Regions from separate parts of the Homo sapiens genome. Here region 2 is linked to region 1. A link is a contact called in ENCODE Hi-C or POLR2A ChIA-PET data. All regions are on one chromosome and are shown on one strand. The core of a region is the stretch at or near the end of the contact, and the rest is flanking DNA. Distances in the headings are between cores, read along the strand shown. Region 1 holds the start of ARHGAP4 (Rho GTPase activating protein 4). Region 2 holds the start of DKC1 (dyskerin pseudouridine synthase 1).

Region 1 (3,787 bases), core at 445-2,944:
CCCTAAAAGCCAGGGCCCAACACTCAGGCCCTAAAGTACGGGCTGAATGGGGCATCCTAGGAATAGCTCTGGAGTGAAAAAAGGAGTGAAGAGAGCGTTTGAAGGCACCGGCTGAGGCCTTTCCTGCCTGCCTGAGCCCTGTGGCTGGCTCTGCTGGGTGGAGGGACCTTTGGGGACCAGTCAGGGCTCGGATGGAGGGGCAAGATGTGTTGGGGCCAGCTAGTGAGAGGCGGGGCTCCCTGGTTCCCCTTGGCCTGAGGCAGCGGTGGGACGTGTGAGTCTCCCGACCAGGAGCAGGTTGGAGTGTGGGTGCGGCTGTACGCGCTGTGGGCAGGGGCGCAGGCTCTCTAGTCTCGCTGGAGGACTCGAACATCGGTACTTCCGAGACCAGCTGCTGGAAGTCCAGGTCCTGGGTCTGGCTAGCTCCCAGGCCTTGAAGCCCCAGGTCCTGCAGACACACACGACGACGTGTTCGAGAAGGGCCTTGGTACTGGGAGAAGGGGGCGGGGAGCTGAGGGAGTGTTTTTTTCCTTCTGGGCAAGAGAATTAATTGCTCACAGTTGAAAGGCAGGAAGTACCCGCACAGCCTCCCCTCCCCAGATCTGCAGGTCAAGGTCATGTGTGCCCGCATTTGCACAGAGCCTGACTCTGACATCCGTGCACACACACGCCTAGTACCCCTGCACTAGTGCCCCCACGCCCGCCTTCGGAACACACGCCTGGTGCCCAAGTGCCTTGCCTCTCTCCCCACATCTATACCCCAGGGATTTCCCTCCCACCAAATTGAAGCCAGTTGTCTGCTTGGCTTGTCAACCGCCTCCCGCCTCCCGCCTTCCCGATTTCCCGGAGAAAAGCTGCTGCCCTGTGGTAGAGGGTGGAGGAAAGCCCCACCACCCCTGGATGAGGGGGGCCCCAAGACTTGCCCCCAGGGTAGCTAAGACCTCACTCCGAGGGGGCTGCCCCCCTCAGGCCTATGACGGGCAGGTGCAGCTGCAGGGGAAGGGAGGCAGAGCAGTCTCTTCCGGCAGCAGGAAGTGGTAACCGCCTATGGGGAAATTGTGGGGCTGAGCAGAAGGGGAACCGGAGCTGAACTCTCCTCCCCTACCAAGGGGGCCTGGAGGGAACGGCAGCCAGCTGCTGAGGTTCTGCTCTCTGGTGCTGACCTTCCTTCCCCCTCCCCTCTGAACTTCCCACCCCAGCTCTCAAGGCTCCCTGGGGCTCCCTGGGCCTCTCTGGGGGCTGACTTGGGAAGGGAGGACCCCATCGGATGTCTGGGGGAAGGAGGCAACCCAGGGGGAGTCCAGAGCCTGGGGCAGCAATGGTGTTCATGGCCACTGGTACAGTGGGCCAGCGGCCCCGCTGTGAATGGTACAGTCTGGCAGTGGTGACCAGGGACAGCCTTCTGGAGGTGGTGGGATGGCAGCCTGGGATGCCAGCTTACGTTGGGGCTCTCACACCTGCTCCGGCTGCTTGGCAGCGGGGCTTTGGGCACAAGGCAGCCTAGGTGCAGGCCCAATGGGAGGGGACGGCAAGGCCGGGGCACAGTGGGGCTGGAAGGGGCGCCCTGCCCCCCCAGGAGCCCCTCGCGGGCAGTGCCAGCCCTGGGCCGCCCCGCCCCACCGGGAGCCGCGCTGGGGGCGGGGCTGGGCGGAGCCCGCGCAGGGTGCTGGCCGCAGCGCCCCCAAGTCCCGGCGCCGGGCCCGCTCACGGCCGCGTGGGAGCAGTGGGGTTCGACGGCGCGGCCGCGAGGCCGCCATGGCCGCTCACGGGAAGCTGCGGCGGGAGCGGGGGCTGCAGGCTGAGTATGAGACGCAAGTCAAAGGTGAGAGGGCGCCGGGCGCTCCCGGCCCGTTTCCTGCGGAGAACCCAAGGTCGTGAGGGAGCTCCAAGCGTCCCCGCGCTGGCCCAGGGCCCGATGCTCTCCCCAGCGACCTCTGGAGCGGGGGTGGAGGAGGGAGCCTGAGCCCCTTGCCTGCCTCCCGACGCCCATTTGGCCTCAACCGCCTGCCATTTTCCCTTCCTTCTTTCCTGTCTTCCTTCCTTTGGTCTCTGTCCTCCTTGGGTCTACCGCTTCTCACCCAAGGTTCAGTGGAGACACTGGTGGCCGCTGGTAAAAGAGAGCCAGATGCACCAACGTGCCCCTCAGAAGGCAGTATTTTAGCTACAGTGAAGTCAACCAGCTTGATTGGGCTGGGGGGTGAGTAAGGGAGTCCGGGTGAGTGGATTGGTGGAGATCACCTGGCCGTAACCCCACTGCAGTCCCTGGAGCTTCAGCACCTTTTGCCTCCCTTTAGCACTGAGGGGGAGCAGAGGCGAGGGCCACTGTCTCTGGGTCAAGCTGGCGCAGTGAGTCTTGGTTGAGAGATTTAACAGGGCTGGCTTCTCAGCCTTCTGAAATTGAACCTCTGGGTTCTGATAAACACCCATGTGCAAATCACATGCAAATCAGCTTTGCAAATTCTTAGCCAATAGCTTGTGCCCATCTTATTCAGGGCATGGTAACTCTTGCAAAGGAAAGAGGCAGCAGCTCAGTGCCAGCAGCTCGTCCATATCACTCTCAATCACTCCATTTTACCAATTACGGAAACAAGCTCAGAGAGGTGCAGTGACTTGCCCGTGGTCATACAGCACTGCAACTTCTAGGACGTAGAATGCAATGACCCTTGAAGTGCCTTTGAACCCAGAGATGTAGGTTCTAACATCATTATTCAGTGCAAGCAATTTATACCAAAGTATGCTCCAGTCCTCCTTTGGAAAAGGCAGCCTGTGTCCAGAGCCAGCTTGAGGTGACTACACAGGGTGAGCCAGCTTTCCAAGCCTCGCCATCATCTTGCTCAGATGGAGGTAATGATCTCCATCCTGCTTCCCCAAAATGCCATGAAGCTGAAAGACTTGGAAAACTTCAGTCAGCAAATATGGGTCAGTGATTTCACACTGAAAAGTTGGGGTTTCGAGCACGACTGTCTAAGGGTTCCTCACTTGCTCTGGGTCTGCATCCCACACCCTGGAAAAGCTTCCTACCATTCTACAAAGTGGGGTCACTGTCTTGACACCCTAAATTCTCAAAGGTCAGCATAGCGGTGGTTTTGGAGACCATCTTTTCTTCTGTTTTGCTTGTCAGCAGAAGTGAGACCAAATGCCTTGCTCACAGGAAGTGCTGGTGGGGCCCGGGGCCCAGCTCTGTAATTCAGGCAGACATGGATTCCAGCTCTCCTTTTGCCAGATGTTTCCTATACATCTGTGCTGTCCCAGGCCCTGGGAGTATACTGCTGTACCAGAGAGAACCCCGACTCCAGCCCCTCCAGCCCTGGCTTTTTACCCAGAGTAAAAGCAATGATTCAATGAGGACTCCCCTGATTTCAAATGGCGTCAGTGGCCACCCCGCCCTCACATGGCTCACGGGTCTAGTGGGGGAGACATAGACTTTGCATTATGATAATAAGCACTACAAAGGGAAGGAAAGTGCACGGTGCCAAGAAGGGGTCGGAAGAGGGCCAGCCCTAGTTTAGGGGGAGGTCAGGACAGGGTGTGCTGACGAGTTTGTCTGAACTGAGATCCGAAAGCTCTGCCAGGAAAGCCACCAATGCAATCGACTTGCAATTCACAAGTTGCCTGCTCAACACCAGCCGGTGTGCATGCCCGGATCTGGACTAGGACATGGCTTCCAGTCAGCTTTTGCTGCCGGCAGTGATGAAGAAAGGCAGCGGTTCCCTCTGCTGGTTCCTTCTGCACTGTTCAGTTGTCATAAGTCCCCAGGGATTGTATTCCTCTGGGGGAAGCAGGGCAG
Region 2 (3,574 bases), core at 126-2,625, 840 kb before region 1:
ATATACATACATATAATACATACATATATAATATACATATATACACACACATATTTATATATATATATAATTTTTTTTTTTTGAGACGGTCACACTCTTTCCCCAGGCTGGAGTGCAGTGGCAGAAACTCGGCTCACTGCAACCTCCTTCTCCAGGTTCAAGCAATTCTCCTGCCTCAGCCTCCCGAGTAGCTGGGATTACAGGCGTATACCACCACGCCCACCTAAATTTTTTGTATTTTTAGTAGAGACGGGGTTTCACCATGTTGGCCAGGCTGGTCTTGAACTCCTGACCGCAGGTGATCCGCCAGCCTGGGCTGGGATCACAGGCCTGAGCCACCGCGCCCGGCCCTGTGCTATATTTTTACTGTCCTTTTTCTGCTTAGACATGTTTAAGTACACAAACTCTCGACGCTGTGTCCCAACTGCCTACAGCATTCCGCACAATACCATGCTGTCCAGGTTTGAAGCCTAGGAGCCATACGCTACACCATATACAGCCTAGGTGTGTAGTAGCCTATGCCACCTAGGTTTGTGTAAGAGCCCTCTGATGTTCACACAATGATGAAATCGCCTAACGACCCATTTCTTAGAACGTATATCCGTAGGTAAGCGAGAAAACAAGGTGTGTAAGGCCAAATGTATGGGTCCCATGGCTGGGTAACTGACTGTAGGCTACTGCACGTGTCGGCTTCCCTTCCGGTTCACCACGTGGCTATGGCAGAGCTTAAACATCCCACAGAAGCGCTCACGCAGGGGGCCGGAAAGTTCCATAAGCGACCACTCGACTGTCCCCGCGGGCTTGTGGCCTCTAGAACTTTCTTGCAACTCGGAGCTCTATCCCTGCTCCGGGGTCCCTCCGCTCCTTTTCTTCTCGGCCCGTTTCCACTACCCTTGCTCCCCTAGTCGCATGGAGCTGTAACGGCGGCGTCCGGGCTGGCAGCAGCACAGACACTGCCACGTCCCACGCCACCGCGGGGTGGGCAGCACGGCAGATGTCTTTCGACGGCGACCCGGACCCCAGGGAGGTGAGAGGGCCGAGCCCCATCATGCCAAGTCACCGCGAGGGGCTCCCACTCTCGCGCCCTTGCCACGGAGCCAGGGCCGAGAGACAAGGCCGGCTTAAGGCCGGGCGGTGAAGAGGCCGACACGCCGGCGGGAACCAGAGGGAGGCGTGCGCGGGCCCCGATACCATCCCCCCACCCCCGTTCCCCGAGTCGCCCGGAGTTAGCACGGCCCGGAAGCCTGCAGCCCTTACCTTCCGCATCCGCCATGTTACCCTGCACCGCGTGCGTGCCGCCCGGTCCACAGCCGAGGGAACGACCGCAGACTCCCGCCGCCTTGGTCCCGTCAGGCCGCGCTGCTAGGACCCACCCACCCGCGCACTGCCCTGTGCGTGCCTTGCCGCGGGGCGGGAGGAGGCGGGGCCATCCCGGGGGCGGAATCCGAGGCGCCCGCTGGTCGTCTGCGCAATGCGATTTGCTGGCTCGGCCAGTACGGAGGGCGAGACCGCGCATGCGCTTCGAGCCTCAAGCAGCCTGGTTGGCCCAGGCTGGAAGCGCGAGTGCCGCCCGCCCCGACAGCCCGGAGTCTGTGGGCGTGGCCCCAGCTGTAGTTGCTTCACCTCCGGGTTTAGCTCCGCGCCTGCGCCTGGGCTCACGGCTGAACGCTCCGTAAACAGTACCTCTTTCTTTGCTTTCTCACACCGACCCTTTCAGGTTGCTGTTGGATCAGTCCTGATGCATAAGTGAACATGTTGAAGCTCGGAGAGGTTGAAAGGCCTTTGCTGCTTGCAGTTCCCATCCAGCTAGAGCAGATGGCCAATAGGAGTAGTGTGCGTGCCACATGTTGACTTTTAAATTTTCCAGCAGCAACATGAAAGAAGAGTAAAAAGAAAAAGGTGAAAATGATTTATAATGAATTTTTTTAACCCAGCGTATCCGAAATATTATCATTTCCACATATAGGCAAAACACAACAGTATGAATGGGGTATTTTACATTGGTTTTTTTTTTTTGTCCCCGCAAAGACTTTCCGGTGTGTGCGTTTATGCTCACAGCACACCTCAATTTGAACTCTACGACCGGGCTTCACGCCAAACAGCAGAGACAAAGCACTGGCACTAAATCTCATAGAAACAGGATGAGCCTGGGTATCATGATAGGCAGCAGGGCTGGAAGCTGGAACCAAACTGATTTCTCCCCAGGGATCTTTGGTGGTGTCTAATTGATCACAGTGTCCTGTAGTAAGCCATCATGATCTGTATAACCCCGGTAACTCTAGGTCTGGCTAAAGGCATTCTGCCTTGAATCACCACAATGGAAAATCATGGTGCCTCATCTAATTCCCAGATCTAGTCAGTCCACAGGCCAGAGCCCGTGAGGTGAGCCTGTAAAGGTGAGGCCAGGCACATGTAACGCTACAAGTGTGTACTTTCAGCCTGCCTCCTCCCTTCTCGTGGGACCCGTGGCCATTTACCAGGGGCTTGCACTAGCCCGTGTGAATCACTGGGGAAGTAGAATGCCACTTGGTCCAATGGTCAGAAGTGGAGTCAGCCCACGTCCCTTTCACTATCAGCCACCCTGTGGCTCTTTCCCCGGTTCTTGAATCCATACTTGTAATAAACACAATTGGTAGCTGGATAAATTCCCAGAGGGGCTTCCTGACTCAAGGACTGAGGGTGATAATGGAAGGAAAGAACAAAGGAAGCCTCTGGCACATTATCATAATTGAGTCCCTGGGAACTGATTTGATCATCTCACTGTACCCCAAGACATCATGCTGAGTGGACCTGATGCATAGGAAGTGGCAAATATTTCACCACAAGGTGAGAGAGAAGCCCCTTGAAAATTCAGGGAGGTGATACCTCAGTGAACTTCCTGGGCATGCAGTGGGCTGAGGCATGTTGAGACGGTCCCTCCAAAGAGAAAGACAAGTTGCCTTACTTGGAACCCTCTGCTTGCTAAAAAAGAAGCATGACACTCAGTGGGCCATTTTCTGGAGATGGCATACCCCATTAGGATGCTACACAGAGCCTTTTCCAAGCTTTAATAAGAGACTCACAGTTCAGCCCTCTGGAATTTGAAATAAACTTAAAGCTAAGACCTCCACACACAAAAAATAATAATTTGCCAGGAGGAAAAGCTCCTGGCTTGCTGTAATTATTTACTGAAACGGAATGACTGTGATACATGTGGTCTTAAGACCTGACCTGCCCATGATAAACTGGGTGTTGTCTGACCAAACCATGAGTACCATCAAGTACAATGATGCAGCCACTTTAGAAAATGGTCTGGCAATTCCTTGAAAGGTTAAACACAGAGTTACCATATGACTCACCAATTCTACTCCTAGGTATAGACCCAAGAGAATCGAAAATGGATTTTTAGATAGATGGTTGTACACATATGTTCATAGAAGAACTGTTCACAATAGCCAAAAGGTAGAAACAACCAAAATGAACAGATGAATAGATAAACAAAATGTGGTCTATTCATACAATGGAGCCGTAAAAAGGGATGAAGTACTGATCCATGCTACAACATGGATACAACATTGAAAGCATTATGCTGAGT

The links. A loop is a pair of places that touch in the nucleus more often than their neighbours do. ChIA-PET counts read pairs that join two places held with the same protein, here RNA polymerase II (POLR2A). Pooled maps may share reads with other maps.
Region 2: a loop to region 1 is called in a pooled map, with 16 times the contacts of the local background. The contact joins the promoter of DKC1 here to the promoter of ARHGAP4 in region 1. A Hi-C loop is called at or near these places in 8 of 50 pooled maps. POLR2A ChIA-PET finds 5 or more read pairs at or near these places in 2 of 52 experiments (WTC11 and activated B cell).

The regions. Positions count from the first base shown.
Region 1 is chrX:153,924,171-153,927,957 of GRCh38, reverse strand. It overlaps ARHGAP4 (Rho GTPase activating protein 4), which reads left to right and starts at 1,694. Exons shown (of 22, transcript NM_001666.5): 1 at 1,694-1,822. The coding sequence starts at 1,756. RefSeq lists a silencer at 1,350-1,939 and an enhancer at 3,398-3,527.
Region 2 is chrX:154,760,665-154,764,238 of GRCh38, reverse strand. DKC1 (dyskerin pseudouridine synthase 1) reads right to left here and starts at 1,375. Exons shown (of 15, transcript NM_001363.5): 1 at 1,258-1,375. The coding sequence starts at 1,273. RefSeq lists enhancers at 845-944, 1,695-1,754 and a silencer at 1,295-1,594.